Linked DNA regions of Homo sapiens: regions 1 and 3 are each linked to region 2. The links are chromatin contacts, found by Hi-C or POLR2A ChIA-PET in ENCODE. All regions are on one chromosome and are shown on one strand. Each heading gives the region's core, a stretch centred on a gene start or an enhancer-like site at or near the end of the contact. The rest is flanking DNA. Distances are from core to core; before and after follow the strand shown. Region 1 overlaps PLCL2 (phospholipase C like 2). Region 2 holds the start of DAZL (deleted in azoospermia like). Region 3 holds the start of PLCL2-AS1 (PLCL2 antisense RNA 1).

Region 1 (4,400 bases), core at 706-3,205, 300 kb after region 2:
TTGAAGTTTATTTGAAAAAAATTATTTTTTATGCCAAAGATGTTACTAAGGTATTTTGCTGCAGGCGAATATTGGGTAGGATGCATTGATACTATGCGTGGTCTGTAAGTTGCTATGGGGGTGACTTTCATGTTATGGAACTGATTTAGTTCCTGTTCGACAGGCACTGAAACAGGCCTGTCCTGCCATGTGGTCACAGATATCTGTCTCTTATATTGGAAAAATACTAAGAAAGCAAAGTACACTGGAGCTCCTGCCCTTAAATTTTACTTTCATTGCTCAATATGATAAGGCACAAAAGCCCCTGTGCTGGTTTTACAGCAAGGTTCTTGCCAGTGAAAGTGTGGAATCGGTAGGAGTTCTGATGTGCCCAGCAGTGGGTGCTCAGATGTATGACAGGACAGAGCCCCAACGGTTCAGCAAAGTCATGTGTTATATGGTCAAGTGGGAGAAGTCACACCTAACTGGAGAAACCCTGTGAAGCTTTATTTTTGGGAAATGATCAGGTTGGTTTTGTGGCTGAGTGTAGAAGGAAAGGTTTGAAGCAGTTTCTGGAACATGGTATCATACACACTCAAGGTTGCTGACATTTCTTCTAATATTCTTAAGCAGGTTTTGGCAGACAGGTCCCTTCAGCCTGCACCTGGGTGAGCCCACTGGCATTCTTCATTACAATCACATGTTAGTTTTCGTTGATTATGTGCATGTGGAGACTATCAAAAAAATTCAGCTTTTGTGATCTTTTTTCAGAAGTACAGTGGCAATGGATATCTTTGAACTCTAACATTGTGATGGTAAGAAAACTTTAGTCCTGTGAAGGAGGAGCACCTAGATGTTGGGTAGCTAATCTGGCTTTGCTGTTTTGGTGAAAAAAGTCCCATGTGTTGTGGGAACTTGGAGCTTTCTACATCCCTGCTTAGTTTTGTCAAGTCTGCTGGCCAGTAATCCTGAAAAACATTTGATGCGTTGACTGCCCGCACAGTTGTCAATTTGGCCAGAGTCAGAAACATGAATTTCACTCCTTAACCTTTTCAAGAGATCTTGACAAAAAAAAAAAGCAAACTTTGGAGTTCATTTTGTTAACACTTACGTTTACTGGTTTTCTAGAGAACCGGTTTGGGGTATGTGTGTGTGGCGGGGGTGTGGAGAGAATGCTTGTGTTTTAAAAAAGGGAAAACTGTTTTCACAGGGAGGAGTTTACTGGTGGGTTGGCTTATTTGGTGGCTCTCAGCCCTTTGAATGAGGCCTGTCTTTCAATTCAAGGCTTTGCCATCAACATGATGTGTATGCTGCTGAAAAAGTAGGAATGCTTTTACCCAGCTGCCATCCTGGAAGCACAGCCTGGAAGCAGACAACCAAGTGCATCTGCTGGCCAGTCAGGAATTGATATGGTTTGGCTGTGTCCCCACCCAAATTTCATCTTGAATTGTAGTTCCCGTAATCCCTACATGTCATGGGAGGGACCTGGTGGGAGGTAATTGAATCATGGGGGCGGTTACCTCCATGCTGTTCTCATGATAGTGAGTGAGTTCTCATGAGATCTGATGGTTTTATAAGGGGCTTTCCCTCACCTTAGCTCTGTACTTCTCCTTGCTGCTGCCATGTAAAGAAGAATGTGTTTGCTTCCCCTTCTGCCATGATTGTAAGTTTCCTGAGGCCTTCCCAGCCCTGCAGAACTGTGAGTCAATTAAACCTCTTTCTTTTATGAATTATCTAGTCTCAGGTATTTCTTCATAGCAGCGTGGGAAAAGACTAATACAGGAATGGTACAGCTCTGGCAGTCTTTTTGCAAGCAGAAGCCTGTATACTCCAGGAGAAACTAGAGAATGCTTTTGAGGATTATTTTTGTTGTGACAGTCCCATTAAAATGTGGACTGAATCCTCTCCTTCATGACACAGACAGCATCAGTGGTGCTGTCCTTGCCACAGAAGGCCCCAGGGTGTGTGGGCACAGCGAGTGATGCAAGTGATGTAACCAGAAGAGGTTTTGGGGGATTTTCACACTTCTTTACACATGCTATCCTAGCCTGGCAGAGTGGTCTGTGATTCCCCACTCAGTACTACCTCTCTGTCTTTTATCCTTAAAAGAAAAACTGGAAGTCAAAGCTGATTGGCTGTCAAACACCAGGCTCCAGTTTCAACCTCTGTATCAAACCAAAATAGCAGCCTTCTAATGGAAATTTTCTTTTAGTATAAAATGTACTTTCTTTTTTATCTGTGCAATTTACATTCATTTTAATTTTTTGGAAAGCAGCCAGTTGATTTTTGCATTTAAATGAGAGTGAGAAGTATAATTATTTACACAAATTTAAAATTTTCTATGTAAAGGAAATAAATTTCCAATGATGAAATTGTATACCAAAAAATTAATTGCAAAATTTTGTAGGCATGTGCATATGTTTCTGAGAGGTTTTCATCAAATTTTCAAAGGGATCTGAAATTAAACAAACAGCCAAACAACTGATTCAGAGCAAGCTTCTGCTGTTGCAGCAGCTCTAGCTCACTGTTTAGACCTCCTCAGAATAGCGACAGCATACAGGGAGCCTATTAGTTGTGTACCCCAATCTTTGGTGAGCCTGGAGGGAGGTAATTGAGAGGGAGGCAGGGGCCCTGAAAATGGAGTAGGTGTTGATGAGTGCCCATAACTCTCCAGGCCCAGCCAGGGCACCATTAACCATCTTCTGCTTTGGCAAGAATAATCCAGATCCACCTGGAGAGGCTTTTGGGCTAGGGAGGACTTTATATGCAGCAGGACTGCATTAATGACTTTCAGGCCCTTTTCCTTTGTAGGCTCCTTCCTCCATAAAAAAAAAAAATTGAAAATTATATTTTATGACTGTGTTGGTCAGATCTGTTAATATTATATATTAAAACGTTTTATCTGAGCTAAAGGTCCTTTTTTCCCTTCTGATTTTAAAAGAAATTAAAACATTTGTGTGAGCCCCTAAAAATATTGTGGGGCTGTAAGCATTGTGCCTGTTGTACCCAGTGAATAAGTTGGCCCTGAGGTGTGCAGATCATCTCTTGATTTTTTTTCTAAAATGTATAAGGAAGATGTGGAATATACAAGCGAATATGTTCTTTTTACTCTCAATCTATTATTTTTGAATAAAGTTGAGAGAAGGCATTAAGCATATTATTAATTTACATTTCAAAGAAACAATTTTGAATTCGTTAATGTGGAACTTATATTTTTGATATAGATTTCTTGTATTGTTAATTTTTGCAAAGATAATAATTTTCAAAATTTTAATCAAATTTCAGTTTTTAAAACTAAAATTTTACTGTATTAATATCAGTAATGAATATTCTACAGAGTTTGAAAAGATTTACTCTTCTGAGTGTATTTGCAATGAAAAATATTTTAAGCATTCTTTCCAGTTTATTTTGTGAATATATGTAATACTTTTTACATAATAAATTATTTTCTAAAATAAAGCTTCATAAATTAGTTTTATGTAATAACTTGTATGTCTTTTCCTGATTCTGAGAAGTTTTCTATGAATTCTTTGAGTAAAAATCTATTTTAAAAGATAACAGGCAATAATTTGTGACTAGGAAATTTCAGAGTGGCCAGGAAAAACATGCTAAAAATAGAAACTGTTTGTTTACTCTGTGCTCCACCCAGTCTAAAACACAGCCATGTGGTTGCAGACTTGGGGAAGGCCCTGTGGTAACTTGGAAGGTGTTTTTTCCCCGCTGAGTTGCAGAGTTTAAGAGATCATTCTTATAACTTCTGAATCCTGTTTCCTTTCTTTAGCAACTCAGATAAATTATTTTTGCAAGCTGTTATCTGAAAATGAGTTTGACCATGTTCGTTTAGTTTTTAGTGTCTTATCATCCTCCTTTCTACTTATATATTTAATTTAAGCCCTGTTTCATGAAAGGAAATTTTGAGATTGGAGGTTTTACTAATAACTTATACCTCAAAATTTGTCAGTTTATAGTTTAAACTTTCCGGTGTTTTTCATGATAGTCTAAAAAAATAGCCACTTATTTGTTCATTTTGTTACAAAAGGGGCTAGATTATGAATTTAGTTCTTGGGTAGGCTTATCACCTAGGAACAACACAACTTTATAGGACTGAATGTTAACCAGACAAGCCTGTGATTTGTGTGCACAGATAACAGAAACCATAACCACCAGAAAGGCAGCCCAGTGATACCAGTGTTGGGTCAGCCACACATTTTATTAGTCAGATGCTTGGAGCACCTACCACTATTCAGGACTCCTTGCCCAAATGCTGTTGCTTTGTTAACTCTGTGCTAAGGTGTTAGGGCATTATGATGCCCAGTTCCCCAGAGCACTCCATTAGGGGCTTAGGCTTTGGAGTAAGCTGGCTGGTGTGAGTCAGACTGGGGGGTCACCTATTGGCCTTAGTTTCCTTATCTCTAAAATGT
Region 2 (4,390 bases), core at 1,839-4,338:
GAAAAAACACCTAATGATACCTGGCTCAGTTTCCGTGGGAGTTTTTTCAACTTGTAAAGAAATAGATAACTTGGGTGTATGTTTGTGTCAGAGAGAGGTGCACATACACATCAGACACCAGAAATAAAGACAGAAAACACAGAAGAGGAGATTAAAAAATTCAAACACTTTTCTTCAATTTTCAAAGAGGAAAAAAGTATTTCTCAACGCATTTTACAAAGCTAACAGCATATAAGTAACAAAGCCTCATCAAGATGAGCCATCCCTGCCCTCAACACAAATGCAAAATTCCAGCAGTATATAAAGAATATAGTTTATATTGGAAATGCAAGAATACTTCACAGGATATTGTTACTTTAACTCACCACTGAAAAAGCATTTGACAAAATACAGCATTCATTTTTAAATTATCTAAATATCCAAGTAAAACAGAAATAGAGACATCTTATTTTCTATCAATCTAATTCTACCCTATCATTAAGCTTAAAGTGAAATACTAGAGTCATCTCCATTGAAATTAGGAATAAGGTAAGGGCACCTCCTTATTACTACTATGTATTTTTTTCCACTATGTATGACAAAGGTGAACATTAATACAGTCTTTATGAATCAATACAAATAAAAATAAAAAGGAAGTTTAAAAAGCTAATGATCGATCAACTTCATTGATGATTTTTAAAAGTGCACATCAACATAGTAAAATATTTTCCAGCTATTAGGTTGACAATTCAAAAAATCCTAATACCTTTCATTGGAAAGGGTGTGGAAAAGAGATCACTCTACACACCATCAGTGGGAAAATACTGATACATTCTTTACACCAAGAGTAGCTTGGAAAAGATGTATCATAATTTGATAGGCGAGGATACTCATCACTATACTAATGAGGGGTGTAACTTAAAATTGTTACCAAAGGGGTAAAGCGCTTTCACCCAGCAATTCCACTTACAGCAATTCATCTCAAGGAATTAATAATACAAGCATGCCAAGATATTTACACAAGGATATTCATAGCATTTTTTTTTTTTTGAGACTGAGCCTCCCCTCTTTGTTGCCTAGGCTGGAGTGCAGTGGCATGATCTCAGCTCACTGCAACCTGCCTCACAGGTTCAAGTGATTCTCCTGCCTCAGCCTCCCGAGTAGCTGGGATTACAAGTGCGCACCACCACGCCTGGCAAATTTTTCTGTTTTTAGTAGCGATGGGGTTTCGCCGTATTAGCCAGGCTGGTCTCGAACTCCTGACCTCAAGTGATCCACCCGCCTCAGCCTCCTAAAGAGATTGATTACAGGCGTGAGCCACCGCGCCCAGCCCATGATAGTATTGTTTTAATATTGAAAAAGTATTCATCATAAGCGAATTCGGTAAAATAATGGTATAATTTTTAACATATACTGAAAATTAAAATTATCTTCAGAACAATGCCCACATCAATTGAAAGATGCAAGTTGTAAAATAGTATTATGCAGCACGGTGTAACTCTTGTAAAAGTTGGCCCATCTATATGCAATACATGCATAAAAATAATCTAGAAGGTCATACATGTACCAAAATTTAACGGTTATAAGTGTTGGGATTAAGATGGATTGCTATTTTCTTACAGCGATTGTTTTCAAATGAGTAAATATGATACTTTTATAATCAGAAAAATAATCCAATGAAACAATTCGGATTTAACTCTAAAAATGAAAAGTGTTATAATAAATAATTACTTACAACTCAAGGTGATTACTTTTTATTAGCATGGATAACTATATGTTGCACAATTACACATAATAGGTGTTTATTTTTATTTTAATGTTTATACATGGTAATATAAACTGTGTATAAATTTCCTCCCTGAAGAGACTGAGAATTATCAATGCAGACACACACACAGCATGTAATACGCGCGTTCGTGACTCAGTGGTTGGTCTGCGTGTTCAGAGCTGCATCTTGTGGTGGCGCTGAAGCAACGCTAGGCATTTACCAAACTCACAAAAACGCACACCCAACGCTATCTACCAAATGGACATTTTGTCAAAGGATCCTGGTTTATCGAGAGGGAAAAAACCGTACCCAGAATTTAAAAATTCTAAAATTCTTAATGGTAACTGCTGAAACCAACCTCGTGCGGCAAAGATGGCGTCAGGCGAGCTTTTCTGTCGCCGCCACACGAGGGAGCCGCCATCAGCAAGTCCCCCGCAGCTGACAGGCGCGAGGGGACCAGAGGCACTTCCGGCCCAGCCCCCTCAGCTACAGGGCCATGCCTTCAGGACGCCCCACACCCCACGCTGAGGCCCCCACGAACCCCGCCCACCCCACCAAGTACAGGGACCAGGAGGGAACCACTTCCTAAGGAAGCTCCGGCCCTCGAAGTTTAAGAAGGCAAGTCCCTCAGCAGGCCCGCCGCCATCTTGCGGAGCCACGGGGAGAGCGCGCCAGAAATGAGGCTGGCGGGGCGGAGGCGCGTGGGAGTGGGGGAGGGGCGGAGGCGCGTGAGTGGGGGAGCGCGTGGGAGTGGGGGCGGGGTGGGGCAGTCGGGGGTGGGGAACCCGCACCCCAAACCTCTGCCAGTAGAGAACCCGAACCGGGAAATGGGTGCCTCAAGAAGGCCGTGGCCCTTGCACGTGGCCGGCGAGGCAGCGCGTCCTCGGGGCCCACCCCCACCTTGCCGCCCTTGGCGTCCCGCGCCTGCCTCTCTGTGTAGGCCGCGCCACTGCCAGGCCGCCTCTCCCAACTCTGTGGGCCATGGCTGTGGTGCGTCCAGGCAGGTGCCCCCCAAACAGGAAAGCCGAGGATGACTTCACTTTCCGACCCTGCAGAGCCGAGTTTCACCCACGAGTGAAGACTCCGCCAGCCTTGCCCCTCGGGCCTCTCCCTCAACTCACCATGATGGCGGCAGGCAGCAGTTCCCGACCGGCTCCAGGAGGAGCAGAGGCTGTGCTTGGCGCACCACTTCTGGGGCTGCTGTGAGGTCCGCTGGAACCCGCTGCGCGGCTTCGAGTGGTCAAAGGAGCCAAAGATGAAGAGAAAAGGAAAACCAAGAGCGGGTGACAAGGCTGAGGAGCCCCGAAAGGCGGACCGTCAGGCTGAGGAGCGCAGGCGGACTGAGGCGTGGTCCGCGGGGCTCAGGGAGGTGGCTCCTGCGCCGGGTATCGGGGCGCGTGGTATCGGCCTCAGCCAATGGGTGGCAGCGCCCCGCCCCCTGCGTGGGGGGGCTGCGGGGGACGACGGCGCCCACGCGGCGGGGGCGTAGGGTACGCAGCGCGTGTGCGCAGGTCCGGTGCCTCAGTCCCAGGAAGGCGCCGCGCTCACATAGACCCACAGACACACACATCACCCCCAAAACACCCCTAAAATAAGTATGCATACTGAAATGTATGGTATAGTTTACAAAAATGATAATCTAATGTGTCTAGGCTGCAGTTTCCAAATGGCTTCTCTAAGGCACAGGGTTAGCGCCATCACTTTTAGCTTCACACTCACCCCAAAATCTTTTTTAAATGCCTACAGAAATAAATCGAAGCAAGTCTGTGGAAAACAGAAGGAGACATCAACAGGCCAGAAACTTGCACTCCTTTCTGTCAAGTTTGAGATAGAAGGGGTTGGATGGGAGGAAATGCCAGTTTGACATTCAGGATGTTTGTTCTTTCAAGAAATAGTTACTGAGTGCCTGTGATTACCAGGTACAGCAGATGCAGGAGTGAACAGAATAACAGAACATGTGTTTGCTCAGGGATCTTACATTTTAATGGGAGAATTCACCTTCCAGGCCTTACAGGAAGGCGCTAGGCCTGCCTAGAGAATTCTAGAACATTCTTAAGGTCAGAATACGGGCGTAGAGCAGGAGCAAGCTGTGGGCCAGTTGGTGGAGCCCATCACGTAACTTCGGGAACCACTGCAGCACCTTAGCTATACACACAGGGCTAAGTAGCTATGACCTTTATCCACAAACTTCACTTCTGTACTGACGGAAAGCATTAAAATGTTACTTTTTGAGCTGGCAAAACGGTGGACTTCTATAACGTGAGCAGTATCTCATTACTAACACCTAGTAATGCGGGATTAAAATAAAACGTTTTATTTTCAATATGCAGCTAAACCCATAAGAAAAGAAGGGAAATTCCAAGTACCAAAAATAAACTGAAAACCAGAGCAATGACTTATTCAACTGATTCTTCTCCTGCCCGGGATATGGGGGCTGGGCTGTAGGGCAGCCAGTCATACTAGTTTGCCCAGGACTTACATGATTTTAGCACTGAGAAATTCCTACGTCCCTAAGGAAACCAGAAGGATTGGTCATCCTAGGTGTGGGCAAAGTGTTGTTACTCTCTGTAACTTGAGATCTGGATGTTTAGTGGTAGGAGGTAAGGGCTCAGGGTGGGAGCTGGAACTGAGTACTCTGCAAAA
Region 3 (4,661 bases), core at 428-2,927, 450 kb after region 2:
TGTTTATGTTACCAGTAAAGCATCCATCAGGTCCAAAGTAGGCTATTATTAGTAAACTTTTTGGGGAGTCAAAAGTTACATGCAGATTTTTGACTGCATGCAGAGTCAATGCCCCTAACACCCCTGTTGTTGAAGGGTCAATTATATTTGCAAATGGAAACCTGAGAGCCTTATAACTTTTTGTTTTGTATTAGTCTGTTCTCGTACTGCTATAAAGAAATAACTGAGACTGGGTAATTTAGAAAGAAATGGGCTCATGCTTAATTGGCTCATGGTTCCACAGGCTGTACAGGAAGCATGATGCTGGCATCTTCTCAGCTTCTGTGTAGGTCTCAGGAAACTTACAATCATGGCAGAAGGTGAAGGAGAAGCAGGCCCATCTTACATGGCTGGAGCAGGAGGGTTGGAGGAGGTGATGCGCTCTTTTAAACAACCAGATCTCATGAGAACTCAAAAGGGGGGATGGTGTTGAACCATTCATGAGAACTCTGCCCCATGATTCAGTCACCTCCCACCAGGCCCCACCTCTAGCACTGGGGGTTATGTTTCAACATTAGATTTGGGTGGAGACACAGATTCAAACCATTTATTCTGCCCTGGCCCCTCCCAGATCTCATGTCCTTCTCACATTTCAAAATACAATCATCCCTTCCCAATAATCCCCCAAAGTCTTAACTCATTCCAGCATTAACTCAAAAGTCCAAAGTTTGATCTGAACAAGGCAAGTCCCTTCCACCTATAAGCCTGTAAAATCAGAACAAGTTACTTACTTCCAAGTTACAATGGGGATATAGGGATTGAGTAAATAATCCCGTTTCGAAAGGGAGAAATCAGCCAAAAGAAAGGGACTACAGGGAGCAGTGTCCAGGGGCTGTACAGAGCAGCTGGGCCCTGGACCTGGTCCATGAAACCATTCTTCCTGCCTAGGCCTCAGGTCTGTGATAGGAGGGGCTGTCAGGAAGGTCTCTGAAATACTTTTCAGGCCTTTTCCCCATTGTCCTGACTATTAGTATTTGCCTTTTAGTTATAAAATTTCTGCAGCCTGCTTGAATTCCTCCTCTGAAAATGGGCTTTTCTTTTCTACCACATGGCCAGGCTGCAAATTTTTCCAACTTTTATGCTCTGTTTCCCTGTTAAATATAAATTCCAGTTTCAGGTCATTTCTCTTCCTGTGCATATGAGCATAGGTTGTTAGAAGCAGCCAGGCTACATCTTGAACACTTTGCTGCTTAGGAATTTCTTCTGCCAGATATCCTAAATCATCACTCTCAAGTTCAAGGTTCCACAGATCCCTAGAGCAGGGATACAGTGCAGCCAGGCTCTTTGCTAAAGCATAGCAAAAGTGACCTCTACTCCAGTTCCCAATAAGTTCCTCATTTCCATCTGAGACCTCCTGAGCCTGGACTTCATTGTCCATGTCACTATCAGTATTTTGGTCACAACAATTTAACAAGTCTCTAGGAAGTTCCAAACTTTCCCTCATCTTCCTGTCTTTTTCTGAGCTCTCCAAACTGTTCCAACTTTTGCCCATTACCAGTTCCAAAGCTGCTTTCACATCTTCAAGCAATGCCCTGCTTCTCAGTATCAGTTTCTGTTTTATGAGGCTTCAGGAAACTTACAGTCATGGTGGAAGGCAAAGCAGGAGCAGTCATCTTCACATGGCCCAAGCAGGAGAAAGAGAGTGGGGAGGTGCCATACATTTTTAAACAACCAGATCTCTTGAGAACTTACTATATACTACCAAGGGGGGATGGTGCTAAACCATTTATGAGAATGCTACCCCCATGATCCAATTACCTCCCACCAGGACCCACCTCCAGCACTGGGGATTATATTTCAACATGAGATTTGGATGGAGACACAGATCCAAATCGTATCAGTTCTCATTTATGTCAGAATGTTTCTCAGCTCTGTTTTACAGAAGTGAAAGGTTCTTTCCTGGGAATTGAGAGACCCATGTTCTGGTGCCCTCTGTACCATGTCCCTGCTGTGTGACTTTAGTTTAGTCACTTGACCCTCTCTGCCTCATTTTCCTTCTTCTAAGTGGCAGTGGATTATGTGATTCCCTGATGGCCCTATGCCTTCTAAATTACAGTGAACTAAGATCAGTTACATAAACAGCAATTTGGGAATGGCTGGATTACAGTTACTGAAAAAGATTAAAAGATTAAACAAGTCATCCCATACAATGTTACAGGACACATAAATTGTAGCCCATCATCATTACTTTCAAGGAGGAAAGTTAACACTTTGAAGATGAGACACAGGAAACCTGCATCAGACTCCCAGGCCCCATTTGAAATCCACAGCATCTTTTCTCTTAAAGACTGGATATTGAACCACCACATCTTCTTTTAGGCATTTACTAATTAATTAACTAATAATTAGTGAAGTCAAGGGAAGAAGAGAAGTAGCAAGGTCCTCAGTGGCCTCTTTCTCATTTTAATTCCCTCACTAAGGACCTTCATCACTGATAAGGGATGGCAGAGGAAATGACCACAAAGACAACAACTAGGCCAACTCATTCAGAGCAAAAACTTCAAAATAAGCAACTGGTCTCTAGAAACCGCTGTCTCACCACACCTCAACCGTCCCTGTAACCTTCACCCTAATTCTGCTCTAAGATTCCCACATCATATATTCACAGAGTCATGCAAAGAAAAGAAGGATTCCCACATCAACTTTCACACGAATGTTATTTTTCATACGTGTGATCAGAATCCCCTGGGAATGCTTGTTGAAAATGCAGTCTCTTTACATCATTCCCAAAATATTGACCATCTGGGAGTGAGACTCAGGAATTTGCATTGTGGTGAGCACATTCAGGTTTTGAGAACTTCTCTTTTGAGGGTAGAGCAGAGCAGGCCCTCTTCTGAGTTCATGCTCTTTCCCTAAGCCTCTCTCCTCTGTCTCTCACAGGGAGAGTGTGAGTGACTGCTCAGACTCAGGCATGCACCAGCTGTGTGATTGAATGACAGCAAAATTATCTTTCTAGAGCAGCATAGAACATAGCTTTCACCAGTGACATTTCCCCAGTGCCACAAATGAAGGGGAGGGAAGTTTTGGGGACACTTGCCCTTCCCGGGGTACCTGTTCTGTGATTAAATCCCAACACTGTGCTCTCTTGTCACATCTTCCTCCCTCCTTCCTTCGTAAACCCATGGAGTCTCTGAAAGCATCCCCTTGTATTTAAATAGCAACTCTCAGGGTCATCTCAGCAGATGTTCTGCTGAAGAGGGGTCACGAGTAACTCTCAGGCTGTTTTTAACTCTGGCACTTGCATAAATAAACCATTTGGTTATGAGAATTCCCATTATAATTTCTTATTAAAGCTGAGAAGAACTACAATTCAAGTAAAGTCCACAGACAAAATGAATCACCTTTCTCATACAAATACCAGAAGGTTATATATATACACACATGTATGTGTGTATATTAGGTATCCTTAGGTTTAATATAAAGTGATTTGGCCCAGATTATCTCTAAGGCTTTTCCAGCTCTCAAATTCTATGGTCTACAAATCCTATAGTATATTATAAATATATAAGGGATTGTAAAAGGGAATATACAAATAATTGAATAAAAGTGAACAAATGCATTCTAAGAATGTTTTAACAGTATTTGGAGATAAACTTTCTTATAATAATAAGGAATATAAAGCAACTTCAATTAACCCATGTTCTTTTAGTATAGGTCACTGTATTCTCATTATAGGTCAGTGCTGTGTCAATAACATATTAACATATTAAAGAAAAAACACAGTCATGCATTTGTGGAATTTGTTTCATGACAAGTTATTATACTAATTACTTATTGGAGATGCAAAAAAAGGATAATAATGTCTATACCATCATGGAAAGTTACAGTAAAACACAACCAAGTGAGTGGTATAGATAACAGGTATAAATGAAATTTGAAGAAAGGAGCAGTCTCAGAGGCTTTTGTTGTTAGGAAAGGAGGTGGAGCTTGAACTAGGGGCTTGAGGGAATGCAGGATTTGTATAAGTTAAGCAGAAGGAACAGGGCATTTTAGATGGGCCAAAGCTTAGCAGACTTTATCATCAAGGTGTACTTTCAGTGCACATGAAATATATTGTCCTGGGTGAAGGGAAATATTTGCTTCAGGAAACAGTAAAAATTAGGTTGGAAATACAGGCTGGGCCCAATTATGGAAGCCTTTTAACTCAAGTCTAAAACATTTGGGATTGATTTTTTTTAAGCCAACATTTACTAAAGCCTAATTCATGCAACACTAGTCATGTTCCTCGGGCAAAGGACTTCATCATCAAATTTTTATAATGCAACTTATCCCCTTTGGAGATTCTCAGTACACATTAGCATGCTAAATATCCTTCATTTTTAACTCAGCATTTCTCAAACTTATTTGGTGATAAAGCCCTTGTCTCAAGTTCTATCTGTCAGTGTCTTAAAGACTTCGGGAAACTGTTACAAGCAGTGAGGTCACTAGATAGTTTAGGACTCACTCGGGGACTCAGTGATTGGTTCTGTCTCCTCTGCCCTCCGTGTTCATATATTACTCCCAGAAAAAGAATGTGAATGCCTGAAGTATTAGTTTAGGAAGAAGTTGGTTGTGAAGGTCTGTTTCAGGTTTGACACATATGAGATCACAGTAGGATGCTCAAATGGAAATAGCTAGTAAGT

What was found. A loop is a pair of places that touch in the nucleus more often than their neighbours do. ChIA-PET counts read pairs that join two places held with the same protein, here RNA polymerase II (POLR2A). Pooled maps may share reads with other maps.
Region 1: a loop to region 2 is called in a pooled map, with 3 times the contacts of the local background. The contact joins the enhancer-like site here to the promoter of DAZL in region 2. A Hi-C loop is called at or near these places in 3 of 37 single-sample maps with no recorded cell type and 10 of 50 pooled maps.
Region 3: a loop to region 2 is called in a map with no recorded cell type, with 3 times the contacts of the local background. The contact joins the promoter of PLCL2-AS1 here to the promoter of DAZL in region 2. A Hi-C loop is called at or near these places in 1 of 168 maps with a recorded cell type or tissue (right lobe of liver), 12 of 37 single-sample maps with no recorded cell type and 10 of 50 pooled maps. POLR2A ChIA-PET finds 5 or more read pairs at or near these places in 1 of 52 experiments (HCT116).

What each region holds. Positions count from the first base shown.
Region 1 is chr3:16,903,261-16,907,660 of GRCh38, forward strand. The region is part of intron 1 of PLCL2 (phospholipase C like 2); the gene reads left to right. Among named protein-coding and RNA genes, the nearest start is that of PLCL2, 21 kb to the left of the region's middle. Within about 2 kb of position 1,956, at least 8 of the 41 ENCODE cell types and tissues checked have a DNase peak (open chromatin) inside an H3K27ac peak, as active enhancers do.
Region 2 is chr3:16,602,335-16,606,724 of GRCh38, forward strand. It overlaps DAZL (deleted in azoospermia like), which reads right to left and starts at 3,089. Exons shown (of 11, transcript NM_001351.4): 1 at 2,869-3,089. The coding sequence starts at 2,871.
Region 3 is chr3:17,052,907-17,057,567 of GRCh38, forward strand. It overlaps PLCL2-AS1 (PLCL2 antisense RNA 1), which reads right to left and starts at 1,678. Exons shown (of 3, transcript NR_046640.1): 1 at 1,620-1,678. All of the region lies in intron 4 of PLCL2 (phospholipase C like 2), which reads left to right. RefSeq lists an enhancer at 1,514-1,703.